2 separate regions of the Mus musculus genome follow, and region 2 is linked to region 1. The links are chromatin loops, found by intact Hi-C in ENCODE. Cell type or tissue: heart. All regions are shown on one strand. Links, peaks and the distances in the headings refer to the core of each region. The heading gives the core; the rest is flanking DNA.

Region 1 (8,330 bases), core at 183-8,182:
CTCTTGTGGAGATTTTTACTTCTTGGGAGAGGACATGGTAACTGTGTCTACTTTAGCAATCCTTGATGGTCAGAGGTCAAAGGGTAGAGGTGAGGTTTCCTGAGCAGGTTGCCCTTAGACTGAGGGGGTCTGCATGGTGCCACCATCCTCATGGGATCTTGGTATTCAGGGCTCCCAGAGGCCACTGTTGCAGCATCTTTACAGTTTAATCTTAGCTGGGGGAGTGACATGGCTTTTGGGAAAGGGAGGGTTGGAGGGCAGTTCCCTTAGGGGCTGACTTCTGTGTTCCAGCTCAGTCCAGCAATGCTTGAGCTCAAGAGCTACTGTAGGGTTCACAACAAAGCAATCTACCATGGCCTGGCACTTACAACTATTTTTATTGCTTATCAGAGTGTCTCATGCATGCTGGGCACAGACTCTTGTGATGGTTTGTATATGCTTGGCCCAGGGAGTGGCACTATTAGGAGGTGTGCCCTTGCTTGTCTTAAGATTCTCATCCTAGCTGCCTGAAGCCAGTATTCTGCTAGCAGCCTTCAGATGAAGATGTAGAACTCTCAGCTCCTCCTGCACCACGTCTGCCTGGATGCTGCCATGTTCCTGCCTTGATGATAATGGACTGAATCTCTGAACCTGTAAGCCAGCCCCAATGAAATGTTGTCCTTTATAAGACTTGCCTTGGTCATGGTGTCTGTTCTCAGCAGTAAAACCCTAACTAAGACAACTCTCATCTCAAAATCAACCATGAAAGGCAGAAATGAGGGGATAAGGTTTCAAAGAATTTCCAGGGACCAAGGTCACATGGTTAGCAAGTAGCATGTGTAAAAGGGGGCATTTTCACTTATGAGACTAGCTTAGGTGGAACAATGAAGTGCATGAGGCACAGGTAAGGCACAGGCAGGGCTCAGTGCTGGGTTCTGACTGGCTCCTCAGTGGACGCCGTTGTCCATTCTGCCCTCCTGAGTCCTTATTTCTAGGCTGAGCATCACTGACCATATTCCAGGCTCCGAACTCATCTGCCCGGCCTTACATTTCCATTTGCCCCAACCTCTCCAAGTGTTTTACTCAGTACCTTAAGAGGTTGGTCTTGAGAGGATGTACAGTTTCTAAATCCTATGTTCCCACAGCCTGTCCTCAAAAGTCCCTTTGCAGAGGCCCATTGGACACGCAAACTGTATATGCCCCAGTACAGGGGAACGCCAGGGCCAAAAAAATGGGAATGGGTGGGTAGGTAAGTGGGGGGGAGGGTATGGGGGACTTTTGGGATAGCATATGAGGAAAATATGTAATAAAAAATATTTAAAAAAAAGTCCCTTTGCCTTGAGAGTCTGATGTGACCACCGGGCTCTGTGACACTGCATCCCCACGTGCAACTCCAGCTGGTGTCTGAGCACTGCCCCCTCAACTCAGGTTCCTAAGGGGGGAGGGGGATGGACAGACACCAGAGTACACTGACCTGCAGGCTGTGTGCAGACTCAGGGACTGAGGACAGGCCCAAGGTTTGGCTGCAAGGCTGCACCAAGTGGTCTGAGTCTTCCTCAAAGTCCACATCTCGGAAGGAGAGCAGGCGCTTTTTCTTCTTGGGTGTGAGATAAAACAAGACTGGTCAGACTCCAGCCCCACGCTCAGCCTCCAGAGAGTCGGTAGACCCCCCGCCCCCCCAGGGACACCTATCTCTAGCTAGAAACTGATCCAAAGGAGCCCTGAGATGGCTGTGGGACCCACGGGCCCACCGTGTCTGTGTCATCAGAAGTGACATTGTATCCAGGAACTCAGCTGTGCTCTACTCTAAGAAAAATGAGTTCTCTCTCGGCCTACTGGGTGCTGCCTAGGGTGTGAGCTGCAGCAGGGCTGAAGGTACCTCACACAGAGGGCATCCTGGGACTTTAGGTCTATGGAGCTCACTGACTATGGGGTAGAGGTAGGTGACCACTCCATTTTCTTTAGATATATGATCATTACTTTATGAACTCCACTGCTCAGTACAGTGACTCTGATCCTTTAAATGCATGTTTTATTGTTAGAATGTTCTAGACATTGGTGGGATTACATGCTGTGAGCTCAGCAAATGGTGTGAATTGGATCCTGTGCAAAGGACGACTGTGTGTGTGCCTGGAGCGTTTCTCAGATCTGATTCTACAGCCCTGTCACCTTCAAAGGGTTCAAAAACAACTCACACTTTTCAGCCTACTTCCCTCTCTCCGAATCATCATTACCACCCTGTCCCCAAACCAAAGCACTGGCCTAGCCTGTCTCCACCACAGGAAGCCAAATGAGAAGAGCAACAACCACTTATAAAGACAAGGCTTATAATCTGAAAGGTGCAAGGTCTGCTGCCATGCATGTCTCTTGAGCCATCTGGACACATGTCTGCCCTCCTGTACACTTTGTCACAGCACCTCGGTGTCCCAGAATGCCAGTCAGTCAGGACAGGCCTTGCAGTAGGTTTTGTCTATCTGTACTTTTTTTTTTTTTTTTTTTTTTTGAGTTCTGAAGTGACCACTGAGCTCCCACGCTTGGGAGCCAGGGGCTCAGAAGGGAGGGGCTTAAGAGGAAAGAGTTTAGGGATCAGGGAGAGGTTTAAGAAAGAGCTCAGGTGGGAGGGGCTTAGACAGGAGGATCTCAAGAGGGAGGGAATTGGGTAGGAGGGAGAAGCTCAGGAGGGAGGGGCTTAGGGAGGAGGGAGTCCCATGCTTAGGGATGAGGATCCACTGCGGCGGACACAGGTTCCCAGGTGGGTATGGGGTGGGAGCCAGAGAGAAATGCAGATGCCTGTGTTATGGCATGTCTGGGAGAGATGTAAGGGAGATGGGGGGCATGAGGACGGGCAGGAGACCTATGGGATTTATGGAGACAGACAGTGCCTGGGCAGGACTTACTTTGCTGTTGAGGGGCTGGTCTCTGGCCTCTGTGTCCAGGTCTCCATCCTCATCAGTCTGCTCACTGTCTCCATTTCCTTCTTCCAAGCTTGGCTCAGATCCACCTGCAATTTACAGGTGTATGGCTCCACCCATAAAGGGCCAAAATGGGAGACCACTTAACTGTCTCTGGATTCATTTTTCCACTCACCTGCCAACTACTATCTGTGGAGGTTTGAATGAGAATGGCCCCCATAACTTCATATGTTGGAATACCCAATTGCCAGTTGGTGGAAATGTTTGGGAAGGATCAGGAGGCATGGCTTTGGTGGAGGAGGTATGTCAAGGGCTTTGAAGTTTCAAATAACTCCTGCTATCCTTAGTGTCTCTCTCTCTCTCTCTCTCTCTCTCTCTCTCTCTCTCTCTCTCTGTCTGTCTCTTGCTTGTGAGTTCTCAGCTCTTGCCCTAGTGTCAAGCCTGCCTGCCTTTCTGCTGTTGTGATTCCCCACCATGATGGTCATGGACTCTGAACTGGCTGGTTTTGTGTGTCAGCTTGACACAGGCTGGAGTTATCACAGAGAAAGGAGCTTCAGTTGGGGAAGGGCCTCCATGAGATCCAGCTGTGGGGGCATTTTCTCAGTTGGTGATCAAGAGGGGAGGGCCCATTGTGGGTGGTGCCATCCCTGGGCTGGTAGTCTTGGTTCTATAAGAAAGCAAGCTGAGCAAGCCAGGGGAAGCAAGCCAGTAAGCAGCATCCCTCCATGGCCTCTGCATCAGCTCCTGCTTCCTGACCTGCTTGAGTTCCGGTCCTGATTTCCTTTGGTGATGAACAGCAATGTGGAAGTGTAAACTGAATAAACCCTTTCCTCCCAAACTTGCATCTTGGTCATGATGTTTGTACAGGAATAGAAACCCTGACTAAGACAGACTCTAACCCTCTGAAACCATAAACCCCAAATAAAGTCTTCTATAAGATGGTGTCACTTCACAGCAATAGAAAACTAAGACATCCTTCTCCCCTCTCCTTCCTGCCTTTCTTCTTTTTTCTATTTTTGAACCCATCTACCCAGCCAGTCAGCCTGTTTACCACCATATACTGGCTCATCTTTCTTTCCTATACTTCTGTCTACCACTGACTCATCGATCTATCCAGAAACCCCACATAACATCTTCGTCAGTTTCACAGCAGTGTACTGTTCCAAGGTGAGCCTGGGCTTGGTGTCTCAGGCTGTGTCCTAGGCTACAGTGGCCTTGGTCACTTTACAAACCTTTCCATCCCTCATCCTGCCTGCCACTCTGCTGCCTACAACCAACCACCTGCTGGGGGGACAAAGGGACCCGCTTCCCGATCCTGTACGGCTGGGCTGCTGGGTTATGGGCCCGGGAGGCCCTCAGATTGACTCTGTCCTTCCCACTGCCACCCGTGCCTGCTCAGTCTGAGCCTGAGCCAGCAGATCAGCCTCAGCTGGCTTGCTGAGAATTCCTGCAAGAAAGTGCTTCAAAGTTGTTGTTTGTTGTCCCACAGCGCCACCTCCTGGTAGTAATGGCAGCAGTTTTGAAATTGGCAGGTAATAATGGCAGTCAGGAAGCTTTAATTCCCATAGTTCTCAAGATGGTCAAACTTCTGAAACTCTGTAAACTTCTAAGTGATAGCTCCCTGGCCCTCAACTTGACCAAACAACTGTGCCTGCGCCTCCCACAGGCGTCAACCAACCCCATTCTAAGGGTTCTTCAACTTAAAGCGCTCCTGGAACATCCCCAGACCAGCCCTCCCCTTACCTCCACCCTGCAGCCGCCCACAGAGAGACCGGATCACTTTGGCACTCCCGAAACGCTTGAAGCGAGCCCTCACGTGCTGGTAGTACCACTCCAGAGAACCGATCTTCACGACCCTGCGGGGAGATGGGTGCAGCCTGAGGCAGTGCCTCCCCGCCCCCCCAGCCAGTCCCCCAAAGGGACACACCAGGCTAAGACACCATTAGGGACGGGCTCTGCCTCCCCGCTCCTCACCTGGCCAGGTGGCAGGGGTCGCAGAGCCAGCCCTGCTCTTCTGGGTGGGCGTGGCTGCAGCTTTTGCAGACGAAGAGGCTGCACTCTAGGCACTGTCGTCTGCTGTTCAGGAGCAGCCGGTAGGGCTGCAGGCAGCGGGCACAGTGAGTCTCATTCAGATGGGCTGTGTCCGACAGCAGCTCCCTCTTGGAGCTCTCCTTTTGTATTTTGCCCTTCAGCCCCCTTGGGAAAAAATGGGATAAGAAATACATTAGACAGTTTGTTTCTACAACCGACCAGTGAATGCACGCAGTGTGAATGGACACAGACAGAGGGTCATTTCCATAGGCAGAGGACAGTGGCTGAAGCTAAGCGAAAGCGCCACAGGCTCAAGGCAGAGAGCCATCTTGCCCTCTTTCTGGAGGGGACAAATAGGTTGGGCTTAAATCATCCGCAATTTGGGTAGGCTAGAGACGAAACCTATGATTTTTTCACTGAAACGGCACAGCTCTTAAGCATGCCTGTGGCGTTTATGATTGAACCCTGTGCTCTCTCTTGTGGGTAACAGAATCCCGAGGGCAAGGCCAGGTGATATTTCCTCAACAAGTGGTTTAGGGCGTCTTCCAGCAAGCACCAAGCCGAGGCCCAGGACTCTTCCTGCGGAGCCGGGACTGAGTGCTTGGCTTGGAGAGGCTCCAGACAGGAATCACCCTGTACCCGGAAGTTCCAGGAGAAACCTGTTCTTCGAGACTATCCCGTTTGAAGTAACCCAGTTCCGGGCGAGCCTGCCAACTGGAACCAGCTGCAACGATGGAAAATGTCCCCCAGACCCTAATGAATGTACCCTTTCTGTTCCGAGTCTCACGGAGTATCTGCCAAACACAATATTTTTAGTTTTACATGGGATAACGGTAATCTGTCCTTAGTGAGGAAAATTAGCAAGACATGGGGCCCACTGTCTCCTGAGGACTTGCAAGGTTTTAGCTTCCATGGGGTGCAGGGAGGTGGCATCTGGTGTGAAGTGGCAATGGCCCACTTCGATGGCCAACAAGGAAAAGAAAGGCGTGGGTAGGAGAGACACACACATAGGGAGACAGAGTGGCAGAGAGACAGAGACACAGACACAGAATAGTCATAATTTTCAATGTTACATTGTTTTTACTAAATACATTTTTTGAATTAAAATACAATGTATTGGGCTTCATCACGGTTTCTTCATTCCGGTCATGATGCTCTGCTCTCAGCTGTGTCTCCCCTCCTCCCCGGAAGCTGCTTTCTTTCCCTTTCCTGGTTAGTCCTTACATACGCTTTCCTTTCCATGGAATCCATCACCCTTTCTACTTGCCACTTCCCTTAAGAGCCCTTCCTCTAGCCAGCCAGGCATAGTGTTGCACACCTTTAATCCCAGCCCTTTGGGAGGCAGAGGCAGGCAGAATTCTAAGTTCGAGCCTGGTCTACAGAGCAAGGTCCAGGACAGTCAGAGCAACACAGAGAAATCTGGTCTCGAAAAAAAACAAAAATAAATCGACCAACCAAACAAAAACACAAAACAAAACAAAACAACCCCCCCCCAACCAACACAACAAGAAACCAAACCCCTCCCCCAAGCCCCAAACAAATAAACAAACAAAAGTTCTATCTCTTCCTCCCCTCTCATGATCCCTTTTCTAGTTTTGTGACCTAGAAACACACAAACATAAACACACATAGATGCATAAAAATGTAAACTCTTGTCTTTCTCAGTCTGCCTGCTTTCACTTAACAAAGATTTATGGTTGCACCCATTTTTCTGCAAACAACATGATTTCAATTTTCTTCATGGCTGCATAAAATTCCATTGTGTAGATAACCACATATTCCTTATGGATTCATCTGTTGATGGTCATCTAGACTGGCTCCATTTTCTGGGTATTTCAAACACGGAAGCAGTCCCACGGATGTGCAAGTGTTTCTGTGGTGCTGACTGAGAATCCTTTGGCTATGTGCCCAGGCAGGTCTGGCATAGCTAGCTGAGATCTTTTTAAAGGAACCTCCATATTGGCTTCCACAGTAGCCACAACCAGTCTATGTTTACGCCAGCAGCAAACAAGGGCGCCTCTTCTCCACAGCCTTGCCAGAGTTTGCTGCCAGTTGTTTTTCTCAGTGGTAGCCATTCTGACTGGGATGAGATGGGATCTCAAAGCAGTTTTTGTTTGCATTTCCCTGACGCCCAAGGATTCGATCACCCTTTTGCAGTATCTACGGTGTTTACAGTTCTTTTGAGAGCTCTCTCTATAAAAAGCATTAGCCCACTTAGTGATCGCTGATTTGGTTTTTGGTATTTAATTTTTATAGTTCTTGTGATGTATTTTTATAACTATTCTACTCTATTTCATATTTAGCTATGCTGTTAATCTCTTCCTGTCCCTGATCTATGGACTCGATTGTGTCTCAGGCAGGGACCTATAAGGAGAGGCACAGTGTCTACAGACTTGACTCCACCCACCATTTCAGACATCGGAACACATCATCACTGAATAGAAGTGACTAGCTACTTGTGCTGGCTAGTTCTTATGCCACCTTGACACATGCTAGAGTTACCTGAAGAAAGGGAACCTCAATTGCCTTCATAAGATCCAGCTGTGGGGCACTTTCTTAATTAGTGATTGATACGGGAGGGCCCAGCCCATTGTGAGTGCCACAATCCCTGGGATGGTGGTCCTGGGTTCTATAAGAAAGCAGGCTGATCAAGGTATGGGGATCAAGCCAGTAAGCGACACCTCTTTCTCTCCCTGGTTTCTGCATCAGTTCCTGCCTCCAGGTTCCTGCCTTGTTTGAGTTCCTGTCCTGACTTTCTTCAGTGATGAACAGTGCTTCAGAAGTGTAGGCCAAATTAACTCTTTCCCCCCTAATTACTTTTGTCGTGGTGTTGCATCAAGCAATAGAAACCTTAAGACAAATTGTTACTAGGAGTGAGGTATTGCATTGCTGTGACAGACCTGGCCATGTTTTGGAGAAGTCTGGGGAAGGGCTTTGGAACTAAAAGCCACTGAGTGTTGAAAACTCATCGAGCTTTTCTGTAGGAGCTTGGAAGTACGAATGTTGCAGGGAAATGCAGAAAATTGAGGCCAGGGCTAATGTTGAAGGAAATGCAGAAGATGGTGGTCTGCCTTGTGAAATTTCACGGGGACGTTTAAAGACTACTGGGGGCCATTCATTCTTTTGAATTAAGATTACGTAGTTCTGGTTAGCTGGGGCTGAAGAATGAACTATAATTAACAAGATAGCAGAACTACTGAAGTGAAACCTGTGCTTTGCTGGGATACTTGATGCTGGTCAGCTGGAACTGATAAATTAGCAGTGATTAAGAGGAGCCTAGCATTGTTGAGGTGAAATCTGCTGGGGGAGTGTTTCCAGAGAGTCAGCACGCAAAGGCTGTGCTCCAGAGTCAGCCAAGGTTTTGCCTTGCACGGGCAGCTGAACTCCATGACTAAAGAGGGAATCCAT
Region 2 (8,330 bases), core at 36-8,035, 550 kb before region 1:
CCTTCCCTTCCCTCCCCTCCCCTCCCCTCCCCTTCCTTTCCCTTCCCTTCCCTTCCCTTTCTTGTTCTTTTCTTTTTTCTTTTCAAATGTGTATACTGTGCTGAATAGGCTGAAGTATTCCCAGACTATCTACAAAGTTTAACCATGTTTTCAAGAGTGTCCATGTGTTCTGTCTCTGGTAAATAAGACCTTAAACTAACACTCCATGCTTCCCCCCCCCCCCCCGTGCGACCCAGTTATGTGCAGAGGCCAGGCTGAGTAGAGCTAGCCCAAACCCCGAGAAGTAGGAACCGTGAGGTGAGTAGCATGTGACCCCCGTGAGGCCTGGAAAGGTACAGAGTGAGCAGGGGTGGGAGCCTGCTGGAAACTTCTGCCTTCCATTTTTGCCGTGTGGTGTTTGCCACGAAGGCAGTTTCAGGTCTTACTGTTGGCCAGCAATAGCCACCGTGTTCCGGAAGTCACACTGTGAGGATGTCAGGAATTGTCTCATTTAGTCCTCAGAACCCCAGGAAAAGACAAGTCAAGAAAACACGCCAGATAACAACAGGCAAGGGTGCAAACAGACATTCCTCCAAAGAAGATGTGCAAGTGACCAAGTCCATAATAAGATGGTAGGGGTTAGTGACTCAGGAAATGTAAATTAAGGAGCCAGGAGATGATTCGATGGGTGAGGGCACAAGCCTCACAACCTGAGTTTGATTCCCAAGAACCTCATAAAAAGCTAGCTGTAGTAGCATGCATCCCACCATTCCCAGGACTAGATGGTAAGCAGAGACAGAGAACCTCCCAAAACCTCCTAGGCCAGCTAGTCTGGAGTAGACAGCTCAGCAGCAGAAACAAGAAAGACAGACTGTGCCTCAATAAGAGTCAGCAAGGAAGGATAGACCTGGCTCTCAAAAGTTGCCCTGTGACCTCCATATGTGCCCTCTGGCAAGTGCTCACCCACACTTGTACACACACATAAGCATGTGAAAGCAAAGCAAAGCAAATCATAATGAAATTCCATTTCTCATCCCTTAGGACGGTGGTGTCGTTTGAATGTGGGCGGTCCTGACAGGCTGATGCTGTTAGTGTTTGGTCCCCAGCTAGTGGAACCAAGTCACAGCTGCTCTGTGTGTAAAAAGTGGAAGAAGGGATACTCAATTCCATGCTAGATGTTTTATCACGGTGACTTTCTCTCTTATCGAGACAGGGTTTCTTTGTGTAGCCTTGGCTGTCCTAGAACTAGACCAGGCTGGCTTCAAACTCACAGAGATCTGTGTGCCTATGCCTCTGGAGTGCTGGGATTAAAGGCACATGTCAGCATTGGAGAGATGCTCAGTGGATGAAGCTTTTGACGTACAGGTGTGTGGACCAGAGGTTTGGATCCTCAGCATCCACATAAATGCAAGTCAGAGGTGGTGATCATTCTGCAAGGGATTCTCTGAGCAAAACAGCTAGTACAGTAGCTGAACTGGCAAACCCCAGGTTTAGTGAGACACCCTGGCTAGATAGACAGAGTGGAGAGTGATTGAGGAAGAGACTTAGTGTCAATCTCCGGTCTCTGTATGCACACACTCATGTGTGCATGAACACTTGCACTCATGCAAACACACACATACATGCACCACACACACAAATCCTCAAAGGAGCTGCCAATATCAATTCTATTTTATGAAGAGAGAACATTAAGAGCTGATAGCAGGTCTTATCTGGGACTGGATAGGTATGGCCCCAGAGCCTGGGATTTCCAGAAGTTATTGACTCTTGGCCAGTTGGAACATGGCTCCTGAGATGACCCCATAATGGGGGAAGAGGTGCCCATATCTGGTCTTTCCTGAGACAGAGATTCAGACATGTTTTCTCAATATTCATTTAGCAATATAGGCCATTCTCTTTGTTCAATCCAAATAGATAAATTTTTATATGTGCTTTGCAATTGTTATAAATTTAGGACAGATGATACTGGGCATAATGCTGGCATTGAGAAAAAAAAAAACAAAAAAAAACAGGTCTGCACCATGCAAGAAGCTGCTGAATGGGGCCAGGCTTGTTCTTGGACTCTTGGGAGCCCTCATGAAGGAGGAGCATGGAATGGCTGCTTTTATTGAGTGCAGTGAAATGTTATAAGCAAACAAACACGAAAAAAGCAAAAGCATTCAACTTGCTGAGACTTACAATGTTCTCCACAAATGCTCAGTCTACCCTGATTAGTCCCCTTGTAGTCAATGTGGGCTATGCTGGGCTTGACAGTGAGCCTGCTGTCTGCATGGTGATTGCACTGGGGATAGGGTAGGGACAGGAGCCGGTTCCCAACTGGCCAGAATGAACCCATTAGCAGCTGGGGGGCTCTGCTTTCAGGGTAATCCCATTGTCCACTGTTGACTTTGTGCCTGCAGAGACGTTGAAATCCGAAAAAAAAGAAACCACAGTCTTCAACTTCTTCCAGAAAGATAAAAGGTGAGATGTCACTGGAGAGCCACACCAAAGCTTTCTTCCAACCTCCAAAGACTCTTCCGTGGAGCTAAAACACACCCAGAACAGCTGGAGACCAGCCACAGGGCTCCTATACAAACGGAACAAAGGGCTGAATTGCTACAAAAAACGTTGTTACAGAAAGTGGGTCAGTCATTTAATGATAGTGGAGATTGGAGTCCTTGCGCTAGCTAGCTCACCCTGGCCCTGGCCCTGGCCCCGGCCCCCTCTCTCACATAGACTCAGACACACACACACATAAACACACACACACACACACAAGGCAATACAGCTGAAAGGCTAGGGCATCTAGGGATAGACACAGACATGGCTCTTGGAGGCATCACTGTGGTGGCTTTGGCTAGAGGAAACCCTCCTAGTCATAGAGGGACAGTTTCAGGCAAGAGAAGACAGACTTGCAGGCCCAAATGAGCACCAACTCAAGGTAAGTTCCATCCTAGCCAGCACAGAATATTTTACAGGAGAGTTCATCTCTGATGAGAAAGAAAGGAGATAAGAAAAAAAAAATCACACTTTGGATACATGGTTCTGTGGTTTGGCTATGGTCTGAGCATGCCCAAGAAGGCCTCATGTGTGAGAAGCTTGGCCCTCTGTGTAGGATACTGGGAAAAGGTGGTGCTTAAGATATGGGACCTAGTGGTAGAGAGATGACTAAATGATAAAAAGCACTTGCTGTTCTTGTAAAGGATGCATATTCTATTCCTAGCACCCACATGGCAGTCTGTAACTCAAATCCTATTGGATCTGATGCCCTCTTCTGGCCTCCAAGGGCACTGCATGCACATTGTGCACAGACACACATACCAGGCAAACACACACACACACAATCTCAAAAACCAAACCAAACCAAAACAAAACAAAATAAAAACAAAACTGAAGTCCAGTAATTAGCACTTAAGTCATCGGGGATTCTGTCCTTGAAATGAATTAAGGAGCCCCAAGTTAGTCTCTAAGGAAAGCTATTTTAAAGCCACCTCCTCTAAGTTACTGTGTCACCACGTACTCTTCTCCCTCGTGTGTTCCAGCCATAACACCAGCCACCATGATACAGCATAGCAGGAACCTCCCAGAGCTGGCAGGACCTTTAGACACCAAAACTTCCAGATGGAACAAAGCTTACCTTTGAAGAAATGGGGAAATAGTTCTTATTTTAAGTGGGCTCCGAATTGAGGACTCTGAAACCTACAGGTTTCATTAAGGCAGGAAAAATGAGGGGAGACAGCGACCTGGGATCCACCTGACTCGAGCTGAATCTGCACCCCTTTTTAAACAGTGCACTGCCCAGCCTGGCACCTCCTGCTAGCATCAAACTGCGCACACACACTCCACTGCAAACAGTGTAATAGGCCTTCCTCCCTTAGTAACCTCTTGGCAATTTCCCTCCCATTGTTTCTCTCCTTTCAAACATGACCCAGGACTTATGGGAACTTAAGAGAAAGGATGAGCCAGCATGAGCCAGTTCTGGGTGAATGAACAGTAAAGCAAACTGTATCTTCTGAATGAGCTTTTGGGGGGAAGTCCCGCTTACTGCTTTATGTCTATGCATAATTGGATGTGCATATGATTACAACGATATGCATTGTGGGAAAGGAGAAGTGTAATTGTTGGGAGCCGCGCCCACATTCGCCGTTACAAGATGGCGCTGACAGCTGTGTTCTAAGTGGTAAACAAATAATCTGCGCATATGCCGAGGGTGGTTCTCCACTCCATGTGCTCTGCCTTCCCCGTGACGTCAACTCGGCCGATGGGCTGCAGCCAATCAGGGAGTGACACGTCCTAGGCGAAATATAACTCTCCTAAAAAAGGGACGGGGTTTCGTTTTCTCTCTCTCTTTCTTCTTGCACTCCTGCTCCTGAAGATGTAAGCAATAAAGTTTTGCCGCAGAAGATTCTGGTCTGTTGCGTCTTTCCTGGCCGGTCGTGAGAACGCGTCTAATAACAATTGGTGCCGAATTCCGGGACGAGAAAAAACTCGGGACTGGCGCAAGGAAGATCCCTCATTCCAGAACCAGAACTGCGGGTCGCGGTAATAAAGGTTCCCGTAAAGCAGACTGTTAAGAAGGATTCAACTGTATGAATTCAGAACTTTTCAGCTGGGGAACGAGAGTACCAGTGAGTACAGCTTTACGAGGTAAGTCTGATCTTGAACTTTCTAAGGAAATTCAAGACAGTCTATCAGAAGTAAAGTGGAAAATGTTTGGCCTTGAATTTTTTCTAGTGTTAGAAGCCCTTTTGTCCCTTTTCACATGTTATCAAGTGGTTAAGGCAGGGCGGATTCTGGATGAAATTCAGGGCAATCTATCAGAAGTAAAGCGGGGAGAGAGAGTAGGAGCAAAGAGGAAATATGGTACACAAAATAAGTATACAGGCCTTTCCAAGGGTCTTGAACCCGAGGAAAAGTTAAGGTTAGGTAGGAATACCTGGAGAGAGATTAGAAGAAAAAGAGGAAAAAGGGAAAAGAAGAAAGATCAATTAGCGGAGGTCTCTAGGAAAAGGAGCCTGTGCTCATCGCTGGATGGGCTCGGGGAGCCAGCTCTTAGTAGCTCTGAAGCAGATGAAGAATTCTCCTCTGAAGAAACAGACTGGGAGGAAGAAGCAGCTCATTATGAGAAAAAAGGGTACCAGCCAGGTAAAGTGCTAGCTAATCAGTTAAGGAAGCCAAAAGCGGCTGGCGAAGGCCAGTTTGCTGATTGGCCTCAGGGCAGTCGGCTTCAAGGTCCGCCCTATGCGGAGTCCCCGCCCTGCGTAGTGCGTCAGCCCTGCGCAGAGAGGCAGTGCGCAGAGAGGCAGTGCGCAGACTCATTCATTCCCAGAGAGGAACAAAGGAAAATACAACAGGCATTTCCGGTCTTTGAAGGAGCCGAGGGTGGGCGTGTCCACGCTCCGGTAGAATACTTACAAATTAAAGAAATTGCCGAGTCGGTCCGTAAATACGGAACCAATGCTAATTTTACCTTGGTGCAGTTAGACAGGCTTGCCGGCATGGCACTAACTCCTGCCGACTGGCAAACGGTTGTAAAAGCCGCTCTCCCTAGTATGGGCAAATATATGGAATGGAGAGCGCTTTGGCACGAAGCTGCACAAGCGCAGGCCCGAGCAAACGCAGCTGCTTTGACTCCAGAGCAGAGAGATTGGACTTTTGACTTGTTAACGGGTCAGGGAGCTTATTCTGCTGATCAAACAAACTACCATTGGGGAGCTTATGCCCAGATTTCTTCCACGGCTATTAGGGCCTGGAAGGCGCTCTCTCGAGCAGGTGAAACCACTGGGCAGTTAACAAAGATAATCCAGGGACCTCAGGAATCCTTCTCAGATTTTGTGGCCAGAATGACAGAGGCAGCAGAGCGTATTTTTGGAGAGTCAGAGCAAGCTGCGCCTCTGATAGAACAGCTAATCTATGAGCAAGCCACAAAGGAGTGCCGAGCGGCCATAGCCCCAAGAAAGAACAAAGGCTTACAAGACTGGCTCAGGGTCTGTCGAGAGCTTGGGGGACCTCTCACCAATGCAGGCTTAGCGGCCGCCATCCTCCAATCTCAGAACCGCTCCATGAGCAGAAATGATCAGAGGACATGTTTTAATTGCGGAAAGCCTGGGCATTTTAAGAAAGATTGCAGAGCTCCAGATAAACAGGGAGGGACTCTCACTCCTTGCTCTAAGTGTGGCAAGGGTTATCATAGAGCTGACCAGTGTCGCTCTGTGAGGGATATAAAGGGCAGAGTCCTTCCCCCACCTGATAGTCAATCAACTGATGTGCCAAAAAACGGGTCATCGGGCCCTCGGTCCCAGGGCCCTCAAAGATATGGGAACCGGTTTGTCAGGACCCAGGAAGCAGTCAGAGAGGCGACCCAGGAAGACCCACAAGGGTGGACCTGCGTGCCGCCTCCGACTTCCTATTAATGCCTCAAATGAGTATTCAGCCGGTGCCAGTGGAGCCTATACCATCCTTGCCCCCGGGAACCATGGGCCTTATTCTCGGCCGGGGTTCACTCACCTTGCAGGGCTTAGTAGTCCACCCTGGAGTTATGGATTGTCAACATTCCCCTGAAATACAGGTCCTGTGCTCAAGCCCTAAAGGCGTTTTTTCTATTAGTAAAGGAGATAGGATAGCTCAGCTGCTGCTCCTCCCTGATAATACCAGGGAGAAATTTGCAGGACCTGAGATAAAGAAAATGGGCTCCTCAGGAAATGATTCTGCCTATTTGGTTGTATCTTTAAATGATAGACCTAAGCTCCGCCTTAAGATCAACGGAAAAGAGTTTGAAGGCATCCTTGATACCGGAGCAGATAAAAGTATAATTTCTACACATTGGTGGCCCAAAGCATGGCCCACCACAGAGTCATCTCATTCATTACAGGGCCTAGGATATCAATCATGTCCCACTATAAGCTCCATTGCCTTGACGTGGGAATCCTCTGAAGGGCAGCAAGGGAAATTCATACCTTATGTGCTCCCACTCCCGGTTAACCTCTGGGGAAGGGATATTATGCAGCATTTGGGCCTTATTTTGTCCAATGAAAACGCCCCATCGGGAGGGTATTCAGCTAAAGCAAAAAATATCATGGCAAAGATGGGTTATAAAGAAGGAAAAGGGTTAGGACATCAAGAACAGGGAAGGATAGAGCCCATCTCACCTAATGGAAACCAAGACAGACAGGGTCTGGGTTTTCCTTAGCGGCCATTGGGGCAGCACGACCCATACCATGGAAAACAGGGGACCCAGTGTGGGTTCCTCAATGGCACCTATCCTCTGAAAAACTAGAAGCTGTGATTCAACTGGTAGAGGAACAATTAAAATTAGGCCATATTGAACCCTCTACCTCACCTTGGAATACTCCAATTTTTGTAATTAAGAAAAAGTCAGGAAAGTGGAGACTGCTCCATGACCTCAGAGCCATTAATGAGCAAATGAACTTATTTGGCCCAGTACAGAGGGGTCTCCCTGTACTTTCCGCCTTACCACGTGGCTGGAATTTAATTATTATAGATATTAAAGATTGTTTCTTTTCTATACCTTTGTGTCCAAGGGATAGGCCCAGATTTGCCTTTACCATCCCCTCTATTAATCACATGGAACCTGATAAGAGGTATCAATGGAAGGTCTTACCACAGGGAATGTCCAATAGTCCTACTATGTGTCAACTTTATGTACAAGAAGCTCTTTTGCCAGTGAGGGAACAATTCCCCTCTTTAATTTTGCTCCTTTACATGGATGACATCCTCCTGTGCCATAAAGACCTTACCATGCTACAAAAGGCATATCCTTTTCTACTTAAAACTTTAAGTCAGTGGGGTTTACAGATAGCCACAGAAAAGGTCCAAATTTCTGATACAGGACAATTCTTGGGCTCTGTGGTGTCCCCAGATAAGATTGTGCCCCAAAAGGTAGAGATAAGAAGAGATCACCTCCATACCTTAAATGATTTTCAAAAGCTGTTGGGAGATATTAATTGGCTTAGACCTTTTTTAAAGATTCCTTCCGCTGAGTTAAGGCCTTTGTTTAGTATTTTAGAAGGAGATCCTCATATCTCCTCCCCTAGGACTCTTACTCTAGCTGCTAACCAGGCCTTACAAAAAGTGGAAAAGGCCTTACAGAATGCACAATTACAACGTATTGAGGATTCGCAACCTTTCAGTTTGTGTGTCTTTAAGACAGCACAATTGCCAACTGCAGTTTTGTGGCAGAATGGGCCATTGTTGTGGATCCATCCAAACGTATCCCCAGCTAAAATAATAGATTGGTATCCTGATGCAATTGCACAGCTTGCCCTTAAAGGCCTAAAAGCAGCAATCACCCACTTTGGGCAAAGTCCATATCTTTTAATTGTACCTTATACCGCTGCACAGGTTCAAACCTT

What was found. Hi-C counts contacts between places; a loop is a spot of excess contacts. Peaks named below come from ENCODE experiments on the same cell type or tissue, not always from the same donor. Only the 100,000 strongest peaks of a DNase experiment are listed, where the experiment ranks them.
Region 2: a loop joins it to region 1, with 3.0 times the contacts of the local background. A loop is called at or near these places in 3 of 42 quality-filtered maps.

Annotation. Positions count from the first base shown.
Region 1 is chr1:90,924,740-90,933,069 of GRCm38, reverse strand. It overlaps Mlph (melanophilin), which reads right to left. Exons shown (of 16, transcript NM_053015.3): 3 at 4,866-5,087; 4 at 4,635-4,747; 5 at 2,877-2,980; 6 at 1,454-1,576. Among named protein-coding and RNA genes, the nearest start is that of Mlph, 14 kb to the right of the region's middle. In heart, for the core only: a CTCF peak has its summit at 4,385 (motif pointing left); DNase peaks (open chromatin) are centred at 4,349 and 5,599; H3K4me3 peaks cover 1,110 bases; H3K27ac peaks cover 669 bases; H3K27me3 peaks cover 533 bases.
Region 2 is chr1:91,474,061-91,482,390 of GRCm38, reverse strand. Gm28382 (a long non-coding RNA gene) reads right to left here and starts at 3,620. Exons shown (of 3, transcript XR_003948697.1): 1 at 3,596-3,620. In heart, for the core only: a CTCF peak has its summit at 3,234 (motif pointing left); no DNase peak of the experiment used is centred there; H3K27me3 peaks cover 261 bases.